2 separate regions of the Homo sapiens genome follow, and region 2 is linked to region 1. A link is a loop called in an ENCODE intact Hi-C map of the cell type or tissue named here. Cell type or tissue: chondrocyte. All regions are shown on one strand. Links, peaks and the distances in the headings refer to the core of each region. The heading gives the core; the rest is flanking DNA.

Region 1 (5,366 bases), core at 130-5,129:
AGGCTTTGAAAAACAAACCCAGTAAAAAGTATCTTTATTCTCATGTTTAAAAGTTTTTCTATGATGATGCATTAACAATACAAAAATATTTTGAACACTACAATAATCTTTTTCTCAAGACTTCTTGCAGTGTTACACTAGAATATGTGATCTTTGGATTCTGAGAAACCAGTGGCTAAAGTAGGAACTAAAGGCTTTTTTTGAGGGGTGTGTGAATACATGGACAGCCCTTTTTTTTTTTTTTTTTTTTTTTTGAGATGCAGTCTCCCTGTTACCCAGACTGGAGTGCAATAGCGCCATCTCGGCTCACTGGAACCTCCGCCTCCCGGGTTCAAGTGATTCTTCCGCCTCAGCCTCCCGAGTAGCTGGGATTACATGCGCGCACCACCACGTCCGGCTAATTTTTGTATTTTTAGTAGATACAGGGTTTCACCATGTTGGCCAGGCTGGTCTCAAACTACTGACGTCAGGTGATCCACCTGCCTCGGCCTGCCAAAGTGCTGGGATTACAGGCGTGAGCCACCGCGCCTGGCCCGGCAGCCCTTTTTCTTTGGATTTAGGCAAAAAACAAAAATTAAATTAAAGACTTGTTTTTCAAGGCTGAGGGTTGAAGCTTGGCTCAAAAATGGGTTAACGTAGGCTATGGTGAAAACCTGTTGTCCACTACTGGAGGTTTTCTGGGCTCCTTGATCTAGTTGTAATGGTCCTCTGTCCCGCAGCCCCATGGGGAAACTGGAGCCGGCCAGGCGGACTGAATGCTGAAAGACAGGCTCTGGCTGTCATGAGGTTTTGGGTTTGCCCTCTCAAGCTGCCCAGGAGCTGGCTGGACTGCCATAGATGAACTGGAAATGGAATTGTGAAAAAGGCTCTGTGAATGGGGAGGGGTGCACACTGGATTTGGGCCATGACTTCTTTGAACTGTTGACTGCAGCTGCTAGTGACAAGCCTGGGGCCAGAGCTTCTTAGGCTGGTGGGTTTCTCAGGGAACACTTCCAAATAATTTGAACTAGAGCTAGATACACCCTCCCCTCCCCAATTTGCCTGATAAGGTAGTGTCAGATTATTTCTGTTGCTTAGGTTGATAGGCCTAAACTTAACCTATTCCATTCCCCTTCCTGCTTCTTGCAAGCTCCTGAGATCATAGTAAGGGGCTTCCTCTGGTCCAACTTATGAGTAGCAGCTGGTTTTGTTTTTGTTTTTATAAACAGAGCTTCTCCATTTCCTTAGAAGAGCTGTCATCTTGAGCTTTGTGCTTGTGACCATGCTCACATGTTGTTTGACAAACCAGCTCATTCTTGGTCCATGAAGTGTCTGAATGGGGAGGGTGTGGCAGTGGGGGATGGGGGAGATGGGTAGAGAAGGTAGCTAGGCTCAGTTCAGCCCATCTCTGACCTATAGCAGAAAAGCTAGGGAGGCAGAGGCTTCTGGCTGGCAAGACAGATGGTACAAAGAATAGATGCAGGCAGCCATAGGTACAAGGGATTCCCTTAATTAGATGACACATCAAGACAGATCTGATTCCCACCACTTGGAGCAGTTTGAATCGATGACCCCAGGTTCAGGCAGAAGTCCTGCAGCCTCTGAAATCTTCAGGGTCTGGACCCTGAGATGACGTTAACAGGACCCCTGGCCAGTTTCCATGAGATCTGGGTCTCTGTCACTTTCAGGGGGTAGGCTCCTGGAGGCGGCCAGGTGTCCTGTGCCTGCTAGGCCACCTGTCTCTGAGATTCCTGTTGCTGTACCTGTGTGCTCTGCAGGGTGCTGCGGGGGGCCTGTGGGGGCCCTGGGGTTGGGAGGCTGAGAGCAGTGGAGAGACCTGGGGATGTAGGTGCCGGCTCCGCAGGGCTAGTAAGCAGTTCTGTGGGGAAGCGGGGCAGCAGATGGTATGAGGGTGAGTCCTGGGGAGCTGGGGACCCGGGGCAGCCTAGAGCACTGTCATCGGAAGGAACGGGGCTGGGGCAGCGGCCTTCTCCGGGTAAGTACCGAATGCATTTCTTTTTCCTCCTAGGAATAGTGAAGAGAGTTATCTGTAAACAGAGGGTGAATTCATAGTCATACACCACAACCAAAAAATGCTGCCTTTGCACAGGCCTGGCTGATTCCTTGTCCTCTCTTCCTGGGACTTGGGTGGTAAGTCAGTGTCCTCAGACTGCCATTCTGCTTGGTCTGGCCCAGACCTAGGACAGGTGCAGTTCCCAGAACAGCCACAAGGTGGCAAAGGGGCCTTTTGTCACTAGGCCTATGGGCTGTCATCTGTCTTCCAAGGGAGTCATCTCTCCTGTCTTCCAAGGGAGTCATCTCCCAGTCCCGGCCTTTGAGCTTCTCCAGATGTGTTTGTGGGACTCACATCTGCACCAAGGCAAGGGGCCGCAATGCCTATGGCTTCCTTGCCCAGCCATCCCAGTCCTCAAGCTGGGCTAGAGGAAGAAGACATGGACAGTGACTCTTGTCCATTACCATCCTTGAGTTCTCTGGGCCAGTTTGTCTCTGATGGAATGAATGGAATAGAACTTCCCCTGAAGACAGGGTTGTTTCCCACCGTGCATATGTATGTGGATACACAGACACACCCCAAACTCCTCCTTGCCCTTGGACAGGGAGTGTGGTGGGTACACTGAGAGGCTGGACAAGTGTTCCTTAGAGCCAGTGGCCTTACTGCCTGGAGTACCCTCTATCTTAGCCCTGCCAGGCCTGGCCTGAAACTGACTGAGGAAACTTTAACCACTTGTTGGGTAAACCTTGTCACACCCACAAGTATTTCTCTGTTGTATGGTGAAACACATGAGCCCTTTCCCTCAGACAGCCCAGGGTACCCCCTGGGTCCTCTCCCCCAGCCTCTCCAGCCCTTTGGTATCAGTAGGTACAAGATAGCAAGTCATAAGGCTACCTGGCAACCAGATGGTTCTGTGTTGTTGTCACCTTGCTTTTTCAGATTAAGGGCTCAGGATGGTACAGGCAGGGATCCCATCTTGAAGAGGAAGTGAGGGAGCCCATGGGCCATAATGACTTTGAGGCCTGGTAGAATGGGCTCCAGGCCCCCTTAGTGGTGGCTGAGCTGTCTGTTTGCTGAGGACCTGCTAGGCCCACTGGCATCAGAGCTGCCTTCTTGAGTCTGTCCTTCCTTTCTGGAACATTCTGTGTCTTTCTCTCCAATCCTCCTGCACTTAGACCCAAGTGGTCTTCTCCACGCGCTGTGTTCAGTATTTACTACTATTCTCAGGAGGCCTGGGCTCCCAATCTGCTGAGTATGCTAGTGGGCTGAGGGGCCAAAGGAGTGGGCTGCAGGCCCAGTGGAACATGTGCAGAGTCAGGGAAGCAGCTTAAAGCAAAGGGAGAACGATGGTGGGGACAAACCCACCTGCACGGACCACACCAATCCGTCTGCTGGTTGAGGCCAAAGCGAGCACGGCATTTCTTAGGCGAGCCAGGGTCTGCTCACAGCCATGCCAGAGGGGTAGAGCAGGGCAGAGGGCGAGCAGGCAGCGGGGCAGAGCAGGGCCCAGAAAGAAGAGGTAACATCAGTGTTAGCCAGTTATAGACACCCTACAGCCCCCATAGGCAGAGTGGGCCTCTCCATGGCACAGCCAGCCCCAGTGGGAGCCCAAGAGCCCAGAGCCAAGATATCAGGAAAGGTGGGCACCCAGGTACGCAGTAGAGGCAGTGGGAAGAATGGGAGGGAGGGAGTCCTGTCAATCTGGCTCATCTCTGTGGCTTGTGGGGCCCTTGCAGCATGGAGGCTGCAGAGGGGCCCAAGGAAGACCATGGAGATCCAGCCTTTTATGCCCTAGGGCCACCCACCTCCTCCCCAACTCCCTACCCATTTTATCCAGTTTTTCTTCATTCTTGACCTACATTCCTTCAAGGGATAAGGCTGAAGGCTATACCTTATGCTGTTCTACACACTTGCAGATGGAAGGAAGGGCCTATTCTTTGCCTTGGAAAAAGGGCTAGGAACTCTGCCCTGCTCTGTCCCAGTCCTAGCCTCCAGCTTCCCTGTGTGGGGACAGCACGGCTGAGGTGGTCAGGGATGTGGAGTCTCAGTTACCAGAGAGGCAGGAATTCACCCTTAGGAAGGAGGCCTGCAGCAGGGTGTGGGCTTCTCTACATAGAGCACTTTGCACTGCCATGAAAAATGTTGAAGTGGGGGTGATAAATTGCCAGGCTCCAGCCAGTAGGCTGTGTGTCTACTGGGCCTAGTCATGGGGCCTAGCTCAGCCTCTCCCAGTCTCAGCAGAACTAGCCAGGACATTGTTTGGGCTAAGCATCAAACCATACAGTCAGTTCTTTGCTGGTTTCTCTGGTGAGTGGAGCTAGCAAAGGTAGTGGGTGCAAGGCAGAGGAACGCACCATCTACTCCAATTCTACCCAGCAGAAGCCAGTTCTGCTGGGTTTCCCTGGGACTTAGTATAATATAGCTGTTTCTTGCATGGGAATTTGACTTGTGAGATGCAGGCCTTGTTTTCATAGGCCCCAGGCCCTGAAGGCTCCTAGCTGGGTACCGCGTTCCTCCCTTTGGGTCAGAGGAGGGCTGCTCTTGAAATGGGGACATGGAGAGGAGCCTCCACTGCTGCTGAGAGAAGGTCTCACCTGTGGTGGATTCTTGGTGCTTTTCCCTCGACCGCCTCTTCTTCTTCCCCTGCAGGGAACAAAAGGAGGGATGCTCAGATCTGGGAGGCAGACATTGGGATACCCACAGCCTGCTGCCTAGCTTGGGTAACCCTGGGATTCTGGGCGTACAGGCCCCTCCTACCTTGGGGTGCTGGTGTTTCTTGATTGCTGGTCTTGCTAGGCTGCTATGGAGTGCATTTAGAAGCTCTTCCCTCACCCCAATCTGGTCTCCAGTTTGAATGGAAGGAGGTGACTTCCAGACCCCTTTCTCCCCTTCTGCCCATGTGGCCCAATCAAATGTTGGGTAACAGCTCATGTGTGAGCATATTCTGGAGTGGAGAATAGGATGTGGGCTTGTCCTCTTCTGAGGCAGCCATGGGAGGCCTTGGACCCTCCGTGCCCTTCCTCATCGGTGCCTTCAGGACAGTAGTTCTGCGTTCCTTACTGAGATTGTGGCCTGGGGCATGGTATCTCAAAGGGTCCCCTGCCCACCCCTGCTGTGTGTCACTAGGCACTCACGTAGTTGTCCCGCGCTGACCAGCCTGGGTATAGCTGCATGTGCAGCTGCCTCTCCTTGCGGGCCAGCTCATAGTACTTGGCCTGCTCTTCTCGCGACAGCGCGTGCCACTGCAACAGGGAAGAGGGGCAGGTGGGGTGCATCAGGGAGTCAGCAGGCTGCACCAGGCTGAAGATGGTCGGGGAGCATCCCTGCCAGCCCACCTGCCCATGGTCTCACCCTGCGGCCCAGGATCTGGTTG
Region 2 (5,366 bases), core at 80-5,079, 1.0 Mb after region 1:
CCTTAACCTGGCAAACATCTCCTCCACCCTGGGGAAGCTTTCCACCTGGCCAGGAAAAAGACACACGTGGATAAAGAAGTCACAGACGTGCCAACTACTCAGCGAGGCCAGGGAGCCAGGAGCATCATGGAGATAAGCCAGCCGCCCGGAGAAGAGCTGCTCCACACACTAGCACTGGCCACAACCAAGCTAGGGCCAAGTCACATAGCCCACAAGACACAATGTCCTGTGTTCAGAAACAGTTCCAGAGAGATACCAAACTTTCTTTGGCATTTCTTCAGAAACGCTTGTGCCTCTCCCTCTCCTCCTACTCCTCACCATTGTACTCAGCCTCGCTCTTTCCACCTCCCGCCCACAACCTCCATCACCCGCAGCTGTTTGTGATGTGAATCAGCAGCCCCAGTTATTTCTCCTTTACCCGTCACCCGGACTCTCTATCCACAGAACAAAAGCAGCAGGCTCACCTGGGAGCTTGTTAGAAATGAAACTCCAGGACCCCACTGAAGACCTATGGAATCTGAAACTTGGAGGGCGGGCCCAGTCATCTGTGTAACCAGGCCCCCAGGGGATTCAGATGCACACTCGAGCCACTGCTTTACCTCAAAGGAGAGCCTGGGAGCTGGTCCACAAGGAGATTCCTCCCACCCTTTCTCCTCCACCTCTCCTGTGTTGTCTCTTCTGCCCATTTTCCAGATTGGGCATTATAGAAATCTGCAAAATAAGATGACCAAGACCGAACTTGTAGACAGTGATGAATGCCAAGGGGCAATCCTCTTTGAAGGAAGGGGGGAACCCTCATACACCAAGAAATCTTGTCTTTTTTTTTTTTTTTGAGACAGAGTCTCGCTTTGTCGCCCAGGTTGGAGTACAGTGGTGCAATCATGGCTCACTGCAACCTCTGCCTCCCAGGTTCAAGCAATTCTCATGCCTCAGCCTCCCAAGTAGCTGGGATTACAGGCACCCGCCACCACACCAGGGTAATTTTTGTATTTTTAGTAGAGACGGAGTTTCACCATGTTGGCCAGGCTGGTCTCAAACCCCTGACCTCAGGCAATCCACCTGCCTCAGCCTCCCAAAGTGCTGGGATTATAGCATGAGCCACCACACCCGGCCTTCTTGTCTCTTTTATGCCATGCATATTTGGCCTCTCCACCACAAGTTAGGCAAGGAAATAAAACTGGGCCTCAGGAGCCTCACACGGAGCCCAGGCATTCTGAAGCTCTTCCTCACTTTTCTACAGCAGATGTCCAGGATTCAGAGGCAAATCGCTGCTTTCTAGGAGTCTCTACCCACAGCTACAGAACTCCACCTTGAACAGGGGTCAGTGTGTTGTTCCTGCTCCTTGCTGAAGCTACTAATAGGATCACACGAGGCTGAGTCCATTGGACTGGCTCAAGTCAAAAGGAAAGAGGGACCTCCGTTCCTCCATCCAGGTGGGATGGATTCACGTGTCACCCCAGGGGCAGGAAGCAGCACTCCCTCCCCATCCGGGGACTATGACCATGTCACACGGGAGGGCGGTACATCTTTGGTTCTTAGGTTGACTTTCTACCTTGTTCCTCTGGAGCCTGGGCTCCTGGTGGGGTAAGGACAAGAAAGGCCAGGAGGCTATGGTAACTCGGACTACTTATGTCTGGGTCAGCTACTCTGCACTTTAAAGGGCAAGTTGCACACCTGTTGTGAGCAATACCTTTGTTCTTCCTGTCTTCAGTGCCTTCCGCATGCATCATCTCACATGCCGGACAGGCCTGGTGTTACCCCCGTTTTACAGGCGAAGGAACTGAGGCTCCTATAGGTTGTCTTTCTCAGTCAAAGCACAGTCCATGATAGGCATCTCCTGGGAACTTGATAGAAATGGACTCTTCGCCGGGCATGGTGGCTCACACCTGTAATCCCAGCCCTTTGGGAGGCCAAGGCAGGTGTATCACGAGGTCAGGAATTCAAGACCAGCCTGGCCAAGATGGTGAAACCCCATCCCTACTAAAACTACAAAAATTAGCCGGGCGTGGTGGCAGGCACCTGTAATCCCAGCTACTTGGTAGCCTGAGGCAGGAGAATCGCTTGAACCCGGGCAGCAGAGGTTGCAGTGAGCTGAGCTCGCGCCACTGCACTCCAGCCTGGGTGACAGAGTGAGACTCCATCAAAAAAAAAAAAGAAAGAAAGAAAAGAAAAAAAATGGACTCTTCAGCCCCACTCTGACCTGCTGAATCAGAATCTGCATTTTAGCAAGATCCCCAGGTATACTGAGAAGCACTGGGCTGGGATCTACCTGAGGTCTGGGAGCAGTCCAAGATTCTTCTTTTTAACAGTGATGTCATACTTTGGGTGGTAAGGACCTAAGAGATTAGTAGCAAAAGGCCTACTTTCTTGCTTGAGCCCCTGCTTGCTAGCTTGAGGACTCTGTTAAACCATACTTATTTTGCTTTTAGCTACCCAGAAGGAGAGGAGGTGGCCGTCTGTGTTCTCCAAACTTCTGGGACTCCTCAAGGAGTGAAGTCTGATCTACGCACGGAACCAACCACCACGGCAAAGGAAGAGCGATGGCGCCCCCATGTGGCAACACAAGCACTGCGATTTCACACAAGACCAAATCAGAATTGGCCGGAGGGGAACGTCAGATTCTTAGGGAGTGTTACTCCAACTAATGCTACACTCAGGGCGACTTCTTGGAAGGCAAAAGCCCCATAGTCTAGCCATACAACTTTCCAGAAAAGTAGCACTCTTCAAAACAGCTGGCATTAAAATTCTTGGCTCTGCCATCCACCCGTTCTGTGAGACTCTTTCCTCATCCCCAAAAATGGAAGGTCTGATGACTTCAAAAAGAGTTTTACCGTTTTTCCCCTCATTGAAAATAATAGAAAACAGTAAAATACTGCATTTCTGCCTTCAAGTATTCACTGAGCGCCTTCTCCATTCCCTGCTTCTTGCCGGGCTGCACGGAGGCAGCTGTAACCCAGGCAGAGTCCCTCCTTCAGTTGTGGGATGTAGAAGACAAGGACAGGACCAGTCACAGAGGAAAGACCTTCACTCATGCTGCGGCCTCCTTTACCACTGCATGGGCCCTTTCAACTTTCCTAACCCAGACAGCTCACCGGCTCCTCATGGCAGCCTTACACGGGTCCTACAAAGCTCCCCACTGGCACTCCTGAAAGGTACCCTATAACTGGAACCATCCTTTTGTGGAATATATACTGACCCAGCTCATCCTTAGAAATCCTTTGCTGGGATTTACATCCTGGAAGCTGGGCCACTGACTGGTCTTCCAAGACCATCTGTTTCCAGCTTTCTCTTCTGCAAGCATTAGCTGAGTCTAATTTAAATAATAGATATTTTAAAATACATTTTAAAGTTCATGTAGAAAAAAAAATGGGAGACCTCCAGTATGTGGTGAGTAAAGGTCTGCTTACTTGTGATAAAGTACTTGCAGTGCTTTCTCTCCCTCAACTGATCCAGGACTCCAAATCTAATAGTCCATCTCGCCCTTGAAGGATGTAAACCCAGACACACTAGTGAACAGGCCCGATAAAAACACAGCTTTCTGTAGTCTTTTCTGTGTTGTGTTTGAAGCTGGCGAATGCCACTTACGAAGGGAGAGTAAAGAGTCTCTACTCACCCTGTCCTAATGACGTGTGCTGAAACTGGAGGAATAAGGTCAGGATTAGCCTGGCACTTGCCCATGGATATTGAGCAAATCTGGAAAGCATTCTGTATTTTTTTAAATACTCTGAGGTCTTTCCTTCCCTGATCCTCCAGAAATTTACACCCTCCTTTATCTTTCCAGATGTGTTGCTTGTACCTCAACTTGGCCATTTTCCCTATTTGCCTCCTAGACTGATGCTTAAGAAGTCACCTCTTTAGTTTCTACACTTCTTGCAATATCTGCTCAAAATAGCAGTTCACAAAAACAGTGGCATTCCAGGTTAGAGGGTCATGGCCCAGGGCTGCCCCAGCCAAAGCCAAGTACATCCAAGGAATGTACTGGCAACTCCAAGATTCCCAATGGTCTCAAGTAAGTGGTGGGAACCATCCCCATTTACACACAGGACACTGCCCAACCTCCTTTCTCGCAGACTGATGCCTCATTTCAGAGGCCAAGCTTCTTTTTTTTTTTTTTTTTTTGCTTTTTTTTTTTTATTTTTTTTTTTTATTTTTTTTTTTTTAATTTATTTTTTTATTGATAATTCTTGGGTGTTTCTCACAGAGGGGGATTTGGCAGGGTCATGGGACAATAGTGGAGGGAAGGTCAGCAGATAAACAAGTGAACAAAGGTCTCTGGTTTTCCTAGGCAGAGGACCCTGCGGCCTTCCGCAGTGTTTGTGTCCCTGATTACTTGAGATTAGGGATTGGTGATGACTCTTAACGAGCATGCTGCCTTCAAGCATCTGTTTAACAAAGCACATCTTGCACCGCCCTTAATCCATTTAACCCTGAGTGGACACAGCACATGTTTCAGAGAGCACAGGGTTGGGGGTAAGGTCACAGATCAACAGGATCCCAAGGCAGAGGAATTTTTCTTAGTGCAGAACAAAATGAAAAGTCTCCCATGTCTGCTTCTTTCTACACAGACACGGCAACCATCCGATTTCTCAATCTTTTCCCCACCTTTCCCGCCTTTCTATTCCACAAAGCCGCCATTGTCATCCTGGCCCGTTCTCAATGAGCTGTTGGGCACACCTCCCAGACGGGGTGGTGGCCGGGCAGAGGGGCTCCTCACTTCCCAGTAGGGGCGGCCGGGCAGAGGCGCCCCTCACCTCCCGGACAGGGCGGCTGGCTGGGCGGGGGGGCTGACCCCCCCACCTCCCTCCCGGACGGGGCGGCTGGCCGGGCAGAGGGGCTCCTCACTTCCCAGTAGGGGCGGCCGGGCAGAGGCGCCCCTCACCTCCCGGACAGGGCGGCTGGCTGGGCGGGGGGGCTGACCCCCCCACCTCCCTCCCGGACGGGGCGGCTGGCCGGGCAGAGGGGCTCCTCACTTCCCAGTAGGGGCGGCCGGGCAGAGGCGCCCCTCACCTCCCGGACAGGGCAGCTGGCTGGGCGGGGGGGCTGACCCCCCCCACCTCCCTCCCGGACGGGGCGGCTGGCCGGGCGGGGGGCCGACCCCCCCACCTCCCTCCCGGACGGGGCGGCTGAGGCCAAGCTTCTTGACCAAGTACTCAGCACCTGCAGCCTCACCTCAAGCCCCTTCACCCCACCCAGCTCCCACCCTACTGAAGCATCTAACCCTGCTGGCCACTGCCACATCTCACATCTCTAGCTCCCTTCCTCCCAACATGCTTTATGCATCATAACTCCTCTCTGGCAGTTCCTTCTTTCAAAGCTTTTACTTCCTCTTCCTAACACATCTCAACACAAGCCTTCATCCCGTCAAT

Evidence for each region. Peaks named below come from ENCODE experiments on the same cell type or tissue, not always from the same donor. Only the 100,000 strongest peaks of a DNase experiment are listed, where the experiment ranks them.
Region 2: a loop joins it to region 1, with 3 times the contacts of the local background. A loop is called at or near these places in 4 of 110 quality-filtered maps.

Annotation. Positions count from the first base shown.
Region 1 is chr5:134,142,862-134,148,227 of GRCh38, reverse strand. It overlaps TCF7 (transcription factor 7), which reads right to left. Exons shown (of 10, transcript NM_003202.5): 7 at 5,345-5,366; 8 at 5,128-5,235; 9 at 4,588-4,636; 10 at 18-2,004. The coding sequence ends at 1,925. Among named protein-coding and RNA genes, the nearest start is that of TCF7, 31 kb to the right of the region's middle. RefSeq lists enhancers at 2,253-2,302, 2,413-2,492. In chondrocyte, for the core only: CTCF peaks have their summits at 2,023 and 2,222 (motif pointing right); no DNase peak of the experiment used is centred there.
Region 2 is chr5:133,108,579-133,113,944 of GRCh38, reverse strand. It overlaps LOC105379178 (a long non-coding RNA gene), which reads left to right. Exons shown (of 3, transcript XR_948792.2): 3 at 2,430-2,877. Among named protein-coding and RNA genes, the nearest start is that of HSPA4, 59 kb to the right of the region's middle. In chondrocyte, for the core only: CTCF peaks have their summits at 2,332, 2,546 (motif pointing left) and 2,778; no DNase peak of the experiment used is centred there.